2 separate regions of the Homo sapiens genome follow, and region 1 is linked to region 2. Evidence: read pairs that join two places in POLR2A ChIA-PET (ENCODE). Cell type or tissue: B cell. All regions are shown on one strand. Each heading gives the region's core, and the rest is flanking DNA. Links, peaks and the distances in the headings are about the cores only. Region 1 overlaps MSI2 (musashi RNA binding protein 2). Region 2 overlaps MSI2 (musashi RNA binding protein 2).

The links. ChIA-PET counts read pairs that join two places held together with the same protein. Peaks named below come from ENCODE experiments on the same cell type or tissue, not always from the same donor. Only the 100,000 strongest peaks of a DNase experiment are listed, where the experiment ranks them.
Region 1: POLR2A ChIA-PET joins it to region 2 with 6 read pairs; 3 of 35 experiments call an interaction of 5 or more read pairs at or near these places.

What each region holds. Positions count from the first base shown.
Region 1 is chr17:57,523,023-57,532,036 of GRCh38, forward strand. MSI2 (musashi RNA binding protein 2) reads left to right here. Exons shown (of 14, transcript NM_138962.4): 7 at 6,654-6,702. It overlaps LOC101927557 (a long non-coding RNA gene), which reads right to left and starts at 575. Exons shown (of 3, transcript NR_110808.1): 1 at 534-575. RefSeq lists enhancers at 711-1,910, 4,786-5,618. In B cell, for the core only: no CTCF peak of the experiment used is centred there; DNase peaks (open chromatin) are centred at 2,320 and 4,670.
Region 2 is chr17:57,609,929-57,618,942 of GRCh38, forward strand. MSI2 (musashi RNA binding protein 2) reads left to right here. Exons shown (of 14, transcript NM_138962.4): 9 at 6,042-6,156. It also overlaps the pseudogene RN7SL449P. Among named protein-coding and RNA genes, the nearest start is that of MSI2-AS1, 6.0 kb to the left of the region's middle. In B cell, for the core only: no CTCF peak of the experiment used is centred there; a DNase peak (open chromatin) is centred at 2,923.

The sequences.
Region 1 (9,014 bases), core at 667-8,666, 87 kb before region 2:
TCCCTCCATGTACCTTTGCATTGTGTCCTTTTTTTTTTTTTTTGAGGTGGAGTCTCACTCTGTCATCCAGGCTGGAGTGCAATGGCGTAATCTCAGCTCACTGCAACCTCCACCTCCCAGGTTCAAGCAATTCTCCTGCCTCAGCCTCCCGCGCAGCTGGGATTACAAGCACACACCACAACGCCCACCTAATTTTTTGTATTTTTAGTAGAGACGGGATTTCACTATGTTGGCCAGGCTGGTCTCGAACTCCTGACCTCAGTGACCTGCCCACCTCTGCCTCCCAAAGTGTTGGGATTACAGGCGTGAGCCACCACGCCCGGCCTGCATTGCGTCTTTAAAGTTTTCCTATTCAGCCAGCACGTGAGCTGGGCTGTCTCAAGTCTAACCCCTGGATGTGGTCAGTACCATCTGGCTACTTCTAAAATCACCCAGCAAGAATGCCTGGCTCACAATAAATCTTTTGACTCATTAGAAAGAGGGTTCACTCATTCACTAAATGAATTAGGATTAGAGAGGCATCACCCACTGACTTGAGTGGTAATTATTGCTGATTTTCACGGTGCTCATTTAGTGAGGAACATGTTGCCAGTTTCTCTTGGCGCTTCTAGGATCTCTGTCTCCAACCTTGCTGATGGGGTGAGATTTAGAAGAGGTCCGTCCACACCTTAATGCCTGTGTTCCATGTGGAATGTTCCATGAAGAGCGTGCTCCATGTGGAATGTGGAACCTGATAGTTTAATTCTCTGCCACATTTAGCACTTTCCCTTATTCTGCCCCTTTTCTTTCCTTTGCTTTCTAGTATTATTTTAGACTGTCTATCTTCTGATTACAAGCTTTCTTTGTTGTTTTGGGGGATTTTTTTAGAATGAGGACCACGTATGAGTTACCTATGGCCACAAGAATGCTGTGTAACTAACCCCAAAACTTCAGGGGCAGGCAGTAACTGTTTATCTCACGTGTTTGGAGTAAACTTGGAGTGGTTCTGCTGATCCTGGCTGGCCTCACTTGCATGCTTTGAGGGTGACTGGCTGTCCACCCATCTAGGCTGGCCTCGGCACAGGGAAGTTGGCCCTGCTCCATGTGCCACCCATCCTGCATCAGGCTAGCCTGGGCATGCCCTTGTCATGGTGATGGCAGAGGTGCAAGAGAGAACAAGCAGGAACTTGCAAATCCTCTTAAGGCTAGGCCCAAAACAGGCATACTCTTCCCCCCACCGCATTTTATTAGCCCTAACAAATTAAGCCCAGATTCAAGGGATGAAAGTAGACTCCACCTCTTTGGGGGAGAAGGACCGCAAACTCACAGAGGAACGGGTGTGAGACCATTCATATCATCAGTCCACCATAGACCTGTGTGAGTTGTCTTTTATTTGTACTTAGGCTGATGTTTTGCAAATAGCGAATGCCTCATACATGCATGTTGCATAAAAGTAAATAAAGTTACCATTTGCTAAGTTTTCTATTCAAGATTGGATTGGCTGCATAATCTAGACATGAGTTTATCTGTTAGATAGATCTAGACATGAGTTTATCTGTGAATAAGAGTTTATCTGTTAGAAGGAAAGTTTATGTCATCCTAGTAGAATCTGGATTTTTCTTTCATCGGGTGCAGGGCAAGTTGGTTGCCACTAAGAAATCCCTCTTCTTATCATCTTTTCCATCGTGGGGTCTACCATCATCATTTTTAGGATTTTAGAATATAAACATCTGAGAGAAGGGGAACAAAGAGAGGGAGAACTTGCCACACTGAAGTGTGGAACTTGCTCCTAGATGGGAAATTTTGTTTCATGTATTGACCACTGAGTGTATGTTAAAGAGGAAGAAGCAACCTCTGCCCAGTGTCTTTAACCTTTGCTCTTGCTTCTTACCCTTAGAGTAGCTCATGGAAAGAGGGGTCTCTGGGCCAGCAGCTGCATCAGCATCACCTGGGAGCTTGTTAGAAATGCAAATACTACTGAATCAGTCACTCTGGCTCTGAGGCCCCCGGGAGATCTGTGGCTTAACAGTCCCTCTGATGATGATTCTGATGTGGATGATATTTGAGAATCCCTGCCCCAACTCCAGCAGCCATAGAAACTAACAGATTAGGTCCCCTTTGTTGACTCTCACATACTTCTGAGGATATTACAGCATAGTCTGAACCGTGCAGTAGTCAGAAATATGTTCAATACCTTCTGGTGTCAGGACAAAGACAGAGGCATCCCATTCCCCACCAGCTTACCTAAATGTTACTTTACTTTGCTTTTTTGGGGGGGGCAGGTGGGGGAGGTTGTGTTTTGAGACAGGGTCTCGCTCTGTAGCTCAGGCTGGAGTGCAGTGGTGCAGTCATGGTTCACTACAGCCTCAACCTCCCAGGCTCAAGCAATCTTACCATCTCAGCCATCTGAGTAGTTGGAACCACTGGTGTGTGCCACAATGCCTGGCTAAGTTTTTAGTATTTTTTTGTAGAGATGAGGTCTTGCTATGTTGCCCAGGCTGGTCTCAAACTCCTGGCCTCAAGCGATTTTCCCACCTCAGCCTCCTAAAGTGCTGGGATTACTAGACATGAGCCAGCATATCCGGCCTATTTTGCTTTTTCATTCACAAAGATACACCACTAAAGATGTCAGGGCCATATCTCAAACCTGCCCCAAGTTATTACAAGGTACATCTCAAGGTTGGAATAAGCTCCTTTTCCCAAAACAGACCAGGGTTCTGCCAGGACATGGGACAAATCATGCTGAGGATCAGACACCTCTTGTCCTTCTGTCTCCCTCAGGGGAGCCACTAGGCCTGCAGGTGCCCATTTCAGGTACAAAGAATTTTGTAAGGCAGGTGAGCGCGTTGTCAACATGAAGTAAGTACCAGAGTTAATCATAAGGATGAGGGTGGTGTCCCTAGAAGGGGTATTTCATAAGGGGTTAGAGAAACTCCTGTTCCTGGCCGGGCACAGTGGCTCACACCTGTAATCCCAGCACTTTGGGAGGCCAAGGTAGGTGGATCACAAGGTCAGGAGTTCAAGACCAGCCTGACCAATGTGGTGAAACCCCGTCTCTACTAAAAATACAAAAATTAGCCAGGCATGGTGGTGCATGCCTGTAATCCCAGCTACTCAGGAGGCTGAGGCAGGAGAATCACTTGAACCCAGGAGGCGGGGGTAGCAGTGAGCCAAGATCATGCCATTGCACTCCAGCCTGGGTGACAGAATGAGACTGTCTCAAAGGAAAAAAAAGAAAAAAGAAAAACTCCTGTTCCCAGCTTCCCCTAAGCTTTTGGGCTCTCCTAGCATCTTGAATGAGGCCTGGCCTGTGTGTTCATGTTGATGAGTCTTCATAGCCCCCTGATATACCTGGGTGTGTGTGTGTGTGTGTGTGTGTGTGTGTGTGTGTGTGTGTGTGTGTGTGTGACAGAGAGAGAGAGAGAGAGACAAAGACAGAGACCGAGAGAGTTATCAGCTGGCTGGCTCCAGGATTGAATACCAGTTACCTTAACTGTGCCCCTTATTTTCCCTTGACTCACACAAGCCGCTTCTGTTTGATTCACATAGAACCGTGAGAAACAGTCTCGTATGTGAGACTGTGTTTTTCATTCTATTCAGTCTTTGTATATTCAAATTCTTCTAGTTTCAGCTCTTGCTGTTCTGCCAGATTTCCATCGCATTGATGGCTTCTCTGAATTAATAAGTATTTTGCAATTGCTGAAAAGTTTTCTACCCCCAAGCACTGGGACTTATCCATATTGATTTTTCTCCCGTTTCTCTTTCCTCTCTAGCTCCTTCTTAGATGTTGTATTTTGTAACGTGTTAATAGAATTTTTCTTTCGTCCTGACACTTTATCTATTCAGGAGGTCTTTGCGAGCCCCATTGTACAGCCGGACTACAGAGGAAAGAGCTGTATTCTTTATGACAATGGTTGCCCTAAAAACATATACAGATCCTCCCCCACGCTCACCAGGGTGGAGCGAATGTTGAGAGGGCGCTATTAGAAAACGTCCAAACTTAGGAAGGAAAAGGAGAGCCAATTATGCACTGTTGAAAGGAGGTTTTGAAAATACGTTTTAAAAAAAATCCAAAACATTTATTTCCTAAGGGAATCTGAGTCCCAGTACCAAAACATGGCCAGCACAGAAGGGCAGCTGTTTTCCTTACTGTTAGGCATTTTCAGTTCAAAATAAGGATTTGGCAAAAGTCTTAGAAAATATGGAGATGGGTGCAAAACAGATGTCACATTTACCTGCGTGATACCTGGCAGGACTCATCCCCCACCCACCCACCCACACCCCAGGCATTCGAATTCCTATTGAGTCCCAGGGTCTGAGTCTGAGATATGCTCATATCACCATATGCTCGAGTGTGACTGCTCTGTGTACAAACACACCAGTTGATCTTATGGTGATTTTGCCTGTGTGGTGCACGGGAGGTGGAACGGCTGTTGTGTGTGTGGCCCCAGCAGGTTACCGTCGGCGGGGGCTCTTGAAGCCTGCCCAAAAGGAGTTTGTCCTGCCTGGGATGGGCATGGGGATCTCCAAACTAGCATTGCCCACTCCCATCATCCTGGTGCCTGGGAGAGAGGGGGCAGCTGCCTGCTGGAGGAGCCACCATGCCAGGCCATTTTCCTCCCAGTAACTGACTTCAGAAATGGGGAGCAGAAGGGGAAGGCCCCAGGAGCCTGTTTGTTCAGGCTTGGTTGCTTAGCAACAAAAGGGGGCCCTGACTTGAGAAGAGATTTTTAAGCCAGGCCAGTCCCTTTGAGGTTTATGACCGGCTTGCCTACCCCCATCTTCCATTCTTACCTTGACTTTGCTCTTCCCCCTATTACATTTGATCGCATCTAGAAAAATACGTTTGATTTGTCTGCAGGCACCATTTTAAACCTTGGTTTATTGCTTTGCCCAGCGTCTTCCCCTCCATTGGAGATTGTAGTCTGGGAGGAGTGAGGCATGAATAGCCCACGATTCCTTTTCTCAAAGGGATTAGCGCCAGCCCCCAAGCTCATTTGTGAGCCTTTGAGTGCACATCAACGGTGCTCAGTCCTTCTTAGCCACAGGCACACAGTGAAATTGCTCTGAGGACAGGGCCCCCCGCTAACAGTTTTACCCCCCCTACAGCCACACGGACTGGGTTGTATTTTTACCATCAACCTTGAGCACAAAGTAAATGAAGAGAGTAGGCTGCACACTGGTCAGACCAGGTGCCCTCCCCCGGTGCGTAGCTGAAGGGTGAGGACAAACACCTGTGCTAAAGATGTGTGCTCTGTGGGATAAAGGAGTGGGTCATAAATACTCATAAAAGGAGTGCATTCCAGAGCGGAATCTGGTTCATTAAGTGTGAGTTCCTTGAGCTCTACGTGGGAGTTGAGTGTGGACCCTGAAATCTTATTGCCAGAAACATGCAGAAGGGGTTACAGGATGCGTGGGAGGGGTCTGGAAGGGATTAGCAAGAGAGACAGAGGACGCCTTTGCTATTTTATTATGTTCTTCTCTTTGATGTTTTTAAAAAGGTCCTAGCATCAGTGTATTTGTTTGCTAGTACTGCCATAATAAAGTAACGCAGATTGGAGGGCTAAAACAACAGAAATGTATTTTCTCACAATTCTGGAGGCTAGAAGTTCAAGATCAAGGTGTGGCAGGGTTGGTTTCTTCTGAGGCCTCTCTCCTTGGCTTGCAGTCTTCTCCCTGTGTTGGCACATGGTCTTCCCTGTTTGTGTTTGTGTCCTAATCTCTTCTGATAAGGACACCAGTCATATTGGATTAGGGCCCACCCTAATGATCTCATTTTAAATTAATTACTTCTTTGAAGAACCTCTCTCCAAATACGGTCACATTTTGAGGTCCTGGGGGTTAGGACTTCAACTATGAATTTTGGGAGACACAGTTGAGCCCATAACAATCAGGATGTTCAAGCTTCACTGTTTATCACTAAAAACAATTCACATGTCTATTAGAAGGGCAATAATTAAGTAAGCTATGGCTTCTTACACTGGGAAATATGCATCGGTCAAGATAGTAGTATACATGATATACTAACCTGGAAATTGTTTGCCATATTGTAATGTTACAGGTTAACAAAAGGACAAATTCCATATACTATATGATTTAAACTATATTGAAATAGTCATAGTTTTTTCTTTCTTTAGAAAAAAAATACTCCAGGCCTGGAGCAGTGGCTCACACCTATAATCTCAGCGCTTTGAAAGGCTGCTGCAGGAGGATCACTTGAGCCCAGGAGTTCAAGACCAGTCTGAGCAACATAGTGGGACCCTGTCTCTAAAAAAATAAAATAAAATAACTGGGCATGATGGTACATGCCTGTAGTCCCAGCTACTCAGGAAGCTGAGGCAGGAGGATTGCTTGAGCTCAGGAGGTCGAGACTGCAGTGAGCCGTGATGGTGCCACTGCACTCTAGCCTGGGTGACAGAGTGAGACCCTGTCTCAAAAAATAAAAAGCAGACACTAAAGGGAACTATATAAAATGTTAACTGTATACAACGGTGTGGAGTGGAAAGACCACTGTTTTTTTTTCTTTCTACTTTTTTGCATTTTCAAATATTTTTTGATAAGCAACTATTACTTCTGTAATGGAAACTACCCCCTCACCCCCCGACATGCATATAATGTTTTGTGTACTTTCTTAAAATTCCTAAGGCAGCCTGTATTCTATATTTGTTTTGCAGGTGGAAGATGCAATGCTGATGTTTGATAAAACTACCAACAGGCACAGAGGTAAGATTACCCCAGTGTAAGAGGGTTGCGTTCACCCTCTCCTGGCCTCTCTGTCTGTCATCCCCAGTCCCACTGACAAAAGATACAGTGAAGAGTCCAGAGTCAAGCAGGTAGAGGTGACCATCCATTGAAGATCTTTATTCACGGAGAGTCCCAGTAGCACAAAGAGTTCCAGTACTGGATAGCTGAAAAACCATTTCCTTCTGGCCTAGGAACTCCTGTTTAGTTATGCAGCCATCCCTGACACACATATTCAGATGTACCTCTCTAATCCTGCCTTTCTGGGTCCCTTGCTAACCTCGGCACTAAGCGATCCAAGTGGAAATTATTCACAGCAGTGACTCAATTGAGTTATCAATTTGTATTGAAGGAGGTTCTTTAGGAGCAGACTGTCAATCTAAAGAGCCAAAAAATCAAAATAAAACATTGTAGGTTCGTTGGGTGTGTAGTGATTACAGCCTTGGGAATGCTCCGTGGGGCCTCTGGAATGTGTAGAGGGCATCTGTACTTAATTGTGTTTTTCCCTGTGCTGCTTCTGTCCCATCCACTTTACAAAAAATGGGTCTTAACCTGGAGTCTATGAACCTCTGCAATGACATGCAAAATGTCATATGTTTATACTTTTCTTGGGTGAAGATCCCTAGGTTTGGACAAATTCTCAAAAGGGTCTCTGGCCCTGCCCTTAGTCTCTTCCTTCCCCAAAAAGAACACATTAAATTTATTGCTTTAAACAGAAAAATTGGAGGCATCTAGAAAAGTCCTCCCTGGAGGTAGCAGAGTCAAAGGAGGTGATGACTTAGTGTTCTGTTCTCCGGAAGCTCAGGTTTCTGGGGTTCCTATTAACAGGGTGTTAATGAGCAGAGCTTCCTAAGGGGGTGGCAGGAAATGGTGTGCTGGTGCCCTCAAGGGAGGGAGCCTGTGAGTGAGCAGCATTTCCTTGCCACTTGGATCGCATTTAGATGTTTCCTGTGTTGTTTACATTCCTGCTGTCACCTGTGATTAGAAACAGTTACCCAGCACTGACTGTATGTCTTTCCTGTTTGGAGAAGGCAGAGTGAGTGAAAGGCAAGAAGGAGTGGAGTGGGAATCATTGCTGGCGGGGCTGGGAGAAGGAGGGGGATATCCTGAGTGCGTCTGGTAATCTGGCTTCAAATGCATCCCTCTACAGCATCCTCAGAATGGGAGAATGGAGCATTGGGTGCACAACAGTGGTGTCAAGTGGTATTTATGGAGGGAAGAGATGGCAGGGGGTGGAGGGTGGGGAGCAGTGGAGAAGCAGGGAGAGAAAGGAGGGGCATGCAGGTGTGGAATGATCGATTTTGTCCACTGCATTGCTGGGGAGTGAGAGCCCAGTGAGTGAGATGAAGGTGGTGCCCGTGGTGGGCAATTGAGGATTATCCTCCATCATCATCCACATTCTGTCAATCTAGCTTTATGGTTTCCAAGCCGGACTTCCAGATGCATCTCCTAATGTGACCTTCACAGCAGCCCCTGGAGGGTTGTTGTGACATTGGGAAAAATCACTTAACTTCTTTATGCCTCAGTTTATTCATCTGTAGGATGGGGGTAATCATAGAACCTCCTCACAGGATTGCTCGGAGAGTGTAATGCCAAGCATCTAGTCAATTGTGCGTAAATGTTAGCTCTTATTATTAGCGTTATCATCACCTCCGTCCGGTTGGAAAAATAACCAAGGCTCAGAGGAGGCAACTGAGAGACCCATGGCTGAGCAGGGTCTCAGGACTATTGATTTCAAATTCTGCTGTTTCTCTGCTGTGTCCAGATGGGAATGCATTTGTTAAAAAGAGCACTGCCAGCTATTTATTTTCAGGGTGGGTGATGCCCATTTGAGTTTGGCACCTGGTGTTCAGTGTTAGAATTCATAGTCCTGGGAGATTCCAGAGTTGCCCCCAGGTGATACTGTTGTCCTTTTATTTTGAAAATCAGTGAAAGTATTTTTTGATCTGCTGTGTGTCAAGCCCTGTGCTGGGGGCTCACACTGGTATCGTCTCATTAACTCTCAGAGCCGGGCAGGGAGAGGGCTGGTCATGGCAGAGGTGGGGTTGAAACACCGGACTTTGGACTTCTGGGTGAAGGCCCAGAGGATGTGCCGGGAAAAGTCCTCTCTTATTTTTAACCAGATCCCTGTTGCTGTGGGTGAAGCCTCTTCCCTTTTTCCAAAAGGGAGAAAGGAAAGTGCTGGGCCGCAGAGATGGGGTGGCGGTTCGTCTGGGACGGGCGTGGGAAGAGTTTTTTGCCCGTTGTGAGGTGGAGGATGGTCTGTTGGAAGGCCCGCTGCTCAGAATGGCTTC
Region 2 (9,014 bases), core at 348-8,347:
TACTGGGTCTGGACCACAGGTTAGATGTCTGAGTCTGAGCCTCAGTTTCCTGCTCCGTGGGATGGATATATAGCTATAAAGGTCATTATCGGGTCCGCTGGCAAAACAAGCGTATGGAAGGTAAAGTATTGCATTAATGTTAAACGTACTGAGACTGATAACTGTGCTATGATTACGTAAGAAAATGCCCTCATGTTTATGAAACGCATACCAACTTACTCTCAAATGGAAAAAAAAATCCTGGCCAGGTGCAGTGGCTCACGTCTGTAATCCCAGCACTTCGGGAGGCTGAGGCGGGAAGATCACGAGGTCAGGAGTTCGAGACCAGCCTGGCCAATGTGGTGAAACCCCTGTCTCTACTAAAAATACAAAAATTAGCAGGGCGTGGTGGCGTGCACCTATAGTCCCAGCTACTCGGGAGACTGAGGCAGGAGAATCACTTGAACCCGGGAGGCGGAGGTTGCAGTGAGCTGAGGTCACGCCACTGCACTCCAGCCTGAGCGACACAGCAAGACTCCGTCTAAAAAAAAAAAAAATTCTACATATAGAGGGCTCAGGAGTGTGTGCAAATGATAAGGCAAAAGTAACAAAATGTTAGCAGTAGGTGAATTCTGGTAAAGGATACTCTCCTTGCAACTTTTCTGTAAATTTGAAATGATTCCTGAGTAAGGAGTTAGAAACTGCAAACCTCCTTGCTGAGTTGCTGTGGATGCTGATGGGAGGAGGCACCCAACCCAGTGGGCAGCAAGGACAAGAGTGTTAGCGACCACAGGGGCCACACTCCCATCAGGCCTTCGTTTTGTTCTCTAAAGGAACATGCTGCTGCCCTAGGTGTCCAGGGGCTAGGTGTCCAGGGGCTAGGTCATTATTCTGAACCCATTACCATGGGGACTATGAGGAAGCCACACCCTCTCTTCTAAGGCCAGTTTGTCGAACAAAGCAGCATATTGGGAGAAGAAAATTTCAGAACAAATCCCATCAATTTTGTTGGGGTGGGGGGTGTTGGCACATCCCTGGTATTGGGAGTGTTTTGTGGCATTGCCAGCTGTGCACCTTGAAAACAGAGACCTGGTCCTTCTGGTATAAGCAGTTGGTCATCAGTGGCCTCTGAGGCTTCTTACAAGTGCTCAGTCAGATGGAACATCTCACTGCATTTCTTGCCCCTTGAATAGACTGCTCTGGTCAGTTGCTATTTGAAACAGTAGCAGCAGTAGCAGCAGCCACTGTGAGAAGCCGTTGGTGCAGGAGACTCAAGGACTGAGACTGGGAGGTGGGCCTTCCTCAAGGGGAAGTCTTAGGAGGTGGGGCCAAAATACCTGCAGCAAGAGGCCTGGTCCCCATGAGCACCACATTTGTTTTGTTTTAGAGGACCATGGGGAGCCAGGCAGGCCTGTGTGGGGCTACAGTGGGAAGGGAGCCCCCGTGCCCTGCCCTCTGCCCTGTGGTGAGAGCAGCCCTAGGTGCCCACTGCTCCAAGGACCCAGCCAGCCAAAAGCCAGAGTGTGAGGAGTGCCTCCTGCTGCCCTGTCAGCTCACTGCCCTTCACCGACCACATGTGGTTGTTGGTCTCCAAAGATTATCCCTAGAGCCCCCTCCCACACGGACTCTAGGCTGGCCCAGTGTCACCAGTAGAATGTGTGGGAGGGAACACTGTGAGTCCCAAGGCTAGGTTAGAAGAAGCCTTGCAGCTTCTGCCTGAGTCTGTTGGAATGCTTGTGCTTGGGACACTTCCTCTTGGGACTTAGCCACCATATTGTGACAAGACCAGGCGCCATGGAGAAGCCATGGTGGACGCCCCATCAGCAGGCCCAGCCAAACCAGTGTGGCTGCCTGCCATGTGAGCGAGGAGCCATCTTGGGCCTCCAGCCTCGTTGAGGCCTCCTCTGGCCTCAGCCCCAGTCACCACCTGACCACAGCGCCATGAGACCACCAGCAAGAGCCCAGCTGAGCCGGTCACCCCACAGAACCCTGAGGAAGGATGATTAAATTGTTGCTCAAAGCCACTAAGTTTGGGGGCAGTTTGTTGCTCAGCAGTAGATACCTGGAACAGAGCATGTGACCAGATAGCCTAAGTACATGACTAGAACCGAAAAGATAGACCACTTTTTACCCTTTTTGGGTTCTGACTGTCACCCGGGTTGTTCATGCCAAGCTCTCTGGCTTATGCAGGGCCTGGGGGAGGACAGCAGGGGAAGGTGACCCGATGTGGGCTAACTCAAGACGCTCGAGAGGCTAACAAGTGCAGAAGCAGCGAGGGGCAGGTTGATGTGTGAGTACTTGCATTCATCTTAGGAGAACAAGACAGTCAGAGCCTCTTCTTTTTCAATACAATGAGAGCTCTCAGAGAGGTGGAGGCTTTCCTTATTTATCTTTGGGTCCCCAAAGCCTAGCACTTGCCTGGCGTGTTGAGTTCCTCCGCATCTGCGTCATTGAATTAAGTGGCTGAGTCTCGGGGGTGGAGGGGACTGGACAGGCTTCCTGGTCCTGAGAAGTCTTTCAAGAGGCCTTCAGGGCAGGCAGGCCAGGTTCCCTGCTGTTAACTGTTACCTGCTGCCTTCCCCTGTCATTCAGATGCCCAGGACAGGCCAGGGTCCCCTGGAGAGTGTATGCGCCATGGCCCCTGGCCTTGGGGAACACTCACCGTTGACCCAGCAGGTGGTTGGCACTCAGACAGTCATTGCTGCCCAAACCACCAGCAGCAAAGACAGAGCAGAATTAAACAGAGCTGTCAGCCCTGTTCAGTGAGAGGAAGAGTAGGTGGGTTTGTTTAAAACACTCCCATTACAGTCAGTTAACCTTTATGTTCCCTAAATGAAAATTGTATAAACCTGAGATTTCCGTTGATCGGGTTGCCTAGGAACAGGCAGCAGGTTTTCATAAGACAATGCAGTAGATTGTCACCGATAGGGCTATTAGGAAGTGAGCTGGTTAGCGGTATTATTCCCCTTGCTGGTGTTGGCTTTGGGTAATTATCTGTCTGCCTGTGCGAGACACGCCCATCTTCCTAGGCTTGGGGCAGGTTCATGCAAATGAGATTTCTCAGCCTGCTCCTCTGGAGTCCTGAAGCCAGTTTTCACCCCTGGGCTTAGGAGAGAAACCTAAAAGAGCCAATTTGGATGAGTTTGTTGTTTTCAATCACCTTTCCCCCCTACCTGCAATGACAATATTCTAATAGCCCTATCAGTGACAGTCTATTGCATTATCTTACAAAAACCTGCTCCCTGTTGCTTAGCAGAAAGCTTAGAAAATAACTAGCAAAATGCCCAATTAAAATTTAAAAACAGAGTGATTCTAAGACAACTTTAGTATGTCTTTTCAGTATTTTTCCCTATATGATATATGCACTTGTTTATTTTTCAAAAAGTCAGTGACATTTGCTGTTTTCCCGCTTGCAGTTAAAGAAACCCATCATCCTGGTTTGCCTGGGACTGAGGGGTTTCCCAGTACCAGTGCATGATTATTATCAACACACTTTTTCATAGCTGCATAGCATTCAATCAGTGTGGATAATCCAAACTCAGCTAATTCCCTGTTCTTCTATATTTTAGGTATTTCCTTTTATTAAAAAAAAAAATTCTAATTCCGGTAGGGCAAATTCCTAGAGGTAAGATTACTAGGTGTATGTATAAATTTATGGCTTTTGATGTAGTGTCTGGTTGCCCTCCAGAAAAATACGTGCCAATTTCCACCCCTCCACACTATACCGTCAGAAACCCTTACATCAAACAATGCTTTCATCACTGTCAATCTGTGGGCAAAAAATATGCTTCATCTTGGGGAATGTGTTCTTTATTAGCCGTCTGTGAATTGTCTACTCCTGTCTTTTACCCATGTCTGTTTTGGGATGCTCATCTCTTTTAATCTATAGAACTCTGTATTAAGCATATTAGTCATGAATGTTGAACCATTTTGTCCACTTTTTAAGGCATTTGTGGTTATTCTTGAAAGAGCAAGAGTAATACCTGTTGTCCGGTGTCTTTGAAGAAAGGTGACTTATATCTTAGGTAATTATAGCATCCCCCTAACCTTGAGCACTAAAATATTTTTTGATTGAAGTATTTGGGATGTGAGTATCTCCAAAATGGATAACCCATAGAGGTTCCTTTTTTATTTTCGTTTTATTTATTTTTTTTATTTTTTGAGATAGAGTCTCGCTCTGTCGCCCAGGCTGGAGTACAGTGGTGCGATCTCGGCTCACTACACCCTCCACCTCCCGGGTTCAAGCGATTCTTCTGCCTTAGCCTCCCAAGTAGCTGGGATTACAGGAGCATGCCACCACACCTGGCTAATTTTTTTGTATTTTTAGTAGAGACAGGGTTTTGCCACGATAGCCAGGCTGGTCTCGAACTCCTGGACTCAAGCAGTCTGCCTGCCTTAGCCTCCCAAAGTGTTGGGATTACAGGTGTGAGCCACCACGTCCGGCCTAGAGGTCTCTGTTTAAACAATGTATATTGCACACAGTTTAACTTTTTCTTGCTATCTCAGGCACACCTGTGAACAATAGCAATTTTCTGTGTTACAGTGATACCTCAGCAGCTGTTGAACTATGTAGAGCTTTTGTTCCTATACCATATGGCCCAGACTGCTCTTTAAATAAGATACCTGTTTCTTGTCTTTTCTCCGTCATTTAAATAAGATACCTGTTTCTTGTCTTTTCTCCGTCACTATCAGGCGGCCATGCTGTTTCTTTTGGCTGTTAAAAGCATCCGTGCCTTACCCTGCAACATCCCATCTTCATCAGCAGTGGGATTGATGACTGGCTAACAATGCTTGTTAAATTTCTCTGTAAACAAAAAGCAAATAAGTGCTAATAAGCACAGGCCTAAGGCGCTCTGGTAAAACAGTGAAGGAGCTTCCGAGGGCCACAGTTTTACTTATTCCCTGAGGTTTATAGTTCGCATAGTTAAGGTTATTAAATAAGTGACCTCTGGGTATACAAGCAGATTAGCATGAAGAAATTTGAGAGTCAGAAGGGAAACAGAAAGGGGAGATTAGCAACCACTTGAAAATGTAGCTGCAAATGAGAAACTAGTAATCCAGATGAACAGAATCAGTGTTTAATCTTATTACTTCCCTCAGGAGTGTGGTGGTGGTGTAGGTTTTGTGGAAATGTGGCATTGCTGACCTAGAAATTCTAAAGATCTGGTTTGTAGGCCTGAACCTGTTGGGGAGGGCTTTCAGCATGTTGCACAAGAATTTTTTTTTTTTTTTTTTTTTAAGACAGGGTCTCGCTGTGTCACCCAGGCTGGAGTGCAGTGGCGTGATCATGGCTCACTGCAGCCTTGACCTCCCAGACTCAGGTGATCCCCCTACCTCAGCCTCCCAGGTAGCTGGGACTACAGGTGTGTGCCACCACACCTGCCTAGTTTTTTGTATTTTTTTAGTACAGACGGGGTTTCACCATGTTGCCAGGCTGATCTGAAACGCCTGGGCTCAAGCTGATTCACCTGCCTCCACCTCCCACAGTGCTGGGATTACAAACATGATCCCCCACGCCCAGCCAACACAAAACTTCTGATGCTCTGTTTTCTCATCTGTGAACTGGAGCTAAGGCTAAGTGGTCTGTCTGTTTAATAAGAGTTTGAATCAGATGGCCTGGCATGAAGAGTCACTGGCCTGAGAGAATGTCAGGGGCATTTGTAAATGTGTAAAGGGCTGAAAAATCCTGAGGGATTATTATTATTGCTATTGTTGTTATTATTCACAGACACATCCAACAGCCATTGTCTGCCTCCTTATCTGTCATGCTTTCTGCACGAGCGTCAGCCTGAGCTTCAATCTGTGTGTATATCTGCAGCTTACGTCCTTGCCACCCCTCCAGAACCCAGTTTCATCCTTGTAGGTTTTTCCGAAGCAGGATTTGCACAAGTGGCGTGTTTTCTTAAGTATTTATTTTGCAGGCCATTTACTCGGCATGGCTATTTTTACAGTGGGTAAGGAGCAAGGCTAAAAATAACTTAGCTCATAACCAGACAGGTTCTGCATTTGACATTTACGTGGAATTCATTTGCATCTCATTTGTTCGCCTTTCTGTTTAACAGGTAGAATGTAAGAAAGCTCAGCCGAAAGAAGTCATGTTCCCACCTGGGACAAGAGGCCGGGCCCGGGGACTGCCTTACACCATGGACGCGTTCATGCTTGGCATGGGGATGCTGGGTGAGTCTGGACAGGACCGCAGGTCACCATGGACTGGGAGGGCTATGGAGGCCTCTACTCCCAACTGGGTCACCTACCAGTGGGGCAAACTGCTTCACCTTTCTAAGCCTCAGTTTCCTTGTCTGTAGATGAGGATGATAATTCCCCGTTCCAAGACAGTTGTGATGATTAAGTGTGGGTGTGTGTGTGTGCATGCATGTGTGTGTGTGTGTGTGTGTGTTTGTATTTATAATATTGCCCCATGCCTGGCTTATAGGATATGTTAGACTATTTTCTCTCTTTTCCATCTCCTTCCTCAAAAGAAGGAAAAGTCCCCCTCTATCTGCCTCAGCCCTCTCATCTGAGTGGGAGTTCTTAAGATGTAAGGACTCCTGGCTGACTTGACTTGTGTGGGCTAAGGCTACGTTTTCTAAAACTTGGGAGAGGAGGGAAGTGGTAAGGGTGGGCGATAATCCTGTCTATTTAAATGATTAACATTTTTCTCTTGGGATATCAAAATTTGCATTTAAATGGATGTTTTAAATAGCCTGTTTTACTCTTTATTTGCCAAAAAAAAAAAAAAGATGAAAGACAAAGTGTGTTTGTTCTGACTAAAAATGATTTCTCCTGGCTTTTAGAGAAATTGAGTTGCATATTATGTCCCTTTCCTTAAAAGTATCTCTGTCCGTCCTGCGTAGATAATTGAAAATCTTACCGCTTAAATGGCATGAAAGATGGAGAAAGCAGTGGAGATGCGTAATGGTGTAGGTCGCAACAATAATTAGAAATTTAAAGGCGAGAGAATGGTATTTTAGTGCAAGTTATTGTGTGTCAGGAAAATACTAATTAAGTGGGATAAATGGTAGTTAATGGTAAAATTCCATTCAGGCACATGAGCTGTCTAGTGTTAATGGATTTTCATTTGGTTTGGCTAAGAGTCCCACTTCTACATTGTTTGATAAGCCCTTTCTATATTTTCAGATTTGCTGCTGTTTAAATCACTTCTGGCTTAATTTTAAATTTATAAAACATCTTGTGGTCTGACAAAGAATTGTATCTACTTGTCTGAGGAAATAACAAGGGCAGGTAAAACTATTTTGAGGAACTTTATGAAATAGAAAAAGATGCCAGGAGAATATTAAAAATGGCCATGATGTTAATTCTCCTCATATGAATTTTTTAGGCTTAACAGAGTTTCAAAGAGAAATCCTATTGTAATTTTTTTAAATTGGCCAGATGTTTCTAAAACTTATCCCTGGAAGAAGAAACAAGTGAGAATAAATGAGAAAATGTTTTTAAAAAGAGGAATGAGAAAAGACCAACAGTGAGAATGTAACACAAAGCTACAGTAACTAAAACAGTATGGTATATGGGAATGCACCAGTTGATAGAAAAGGGTAGAGTCTAAACTAAATATACCTATATTTAAGAGTGTGATTTTAAAAATCAGTGATAATTATTTCCTGGTTCACTACAAGATAATTCCTTAGCTCCTCCTTTAAAAAATAATTTTTATTAGGTCTTTATGTTTTATATCAAAAGAAACTCTAAGCTGGTAGTTTTAAATGGTGAAATCAACCTGAAAGAAGGAGAGTTGAGCTGAGTGCAGTGGTGCTCGCCTGTAATCGGGAGGCTTAAGCAGGAGGATCACTTGAGGCCAGGAGTTTATGAGCCAGCCTGGGCAACATAGCAAGACCCCCTCTCTACAAAAAATAATAAACATTAGGCTGGGCATGGTGGCTCATGCCTGTAATCCCAGCAATTTGGGAGGCCGAGGCAGATGGATCACCTGAGGTCAGGAGTTCAAGACCAGTGCGGGCAACATGGTGAAACCCTGTCTCTACTAAAAATACAGAAATCAGCTGGGCACTGCAGCACGTGCCCGTAATCCCAGCTACTTGGGAAGCTGAAGCAGGAGAATCGCTTGAACCCAGGAGGCAGAGGTTGCAGTGAGCCAAGATTGTGCCACTGCACTCCAGCCTGGGTGACAGAGTGAGACTCTGTCTCAAAATAATAATAATAATAATAATAATAATAAACATTAGCGGGGTGTGGTGGCGTGCACCTATGGCCTCAGCTACCCAGGAGGCTGGTGCGGGAGGAAAGCTTGAGCCCAGGAACTCTGGGCTGTGCAGATTTGGTGTCCCCACTAAATTTGGCATCAATATGGTGACCTCCTAGGAGTGGAGGAACATCAGGTTGCCTAAGGAGGGTGAACAGGACCAAGTTGGAAATGAAGCAGCACAAAACTCTGTGCTGATCAGAGTGGGATCGTGCCTGTGAGTACCCACTGCACCACAGCCGGGGCAGCATAGAGCATAGCAAGACCTGTTTCTGAAAAAATATAAAATAAGAAAGAGTTGGGGGCCAGGCCGGTGGCTCATGCCCATAATCCTAGCACTTTGGGAAGCCGAGGCAGGAGGATTGCCTGAGCCCAGGAATTCAAGACCAGCCTGAGCAAAATGGTAAGACCCTGTCTCTCTCTTTCTTTTTTTTCTTGAGATGGAGTCTCGCTCTGTCGCCAGGCTGGAGTGCCGTGGCGCGATCTCAGCTCACTGCAACCTCCGCCTCCTGGGTTCAAGCAATTCTCCTGCCTCAGCCTCCCGAGTAGCTGGGATTACAGGCGCGCGCCACCACACCCAGCTAATTTTTGTATTTTTAGTAGAGACGGGATTTCACCATGTTGGCCAGGATGGTCTCGATCTCTTGACCTTGTGATCCACCCGCCTCAGCCTCCCAAAGTGCTGGGATTACAGGCGTGAGCCACTGCGCCCAGCAACGCTGTCTCTTAAAAAAATAAATAAATAAAAGCAAAATAAAAATAAGAAAGAGTTGAGCCTATTACCACCTACTGGGTTTTAGAGTCTTGAATTTAAAAT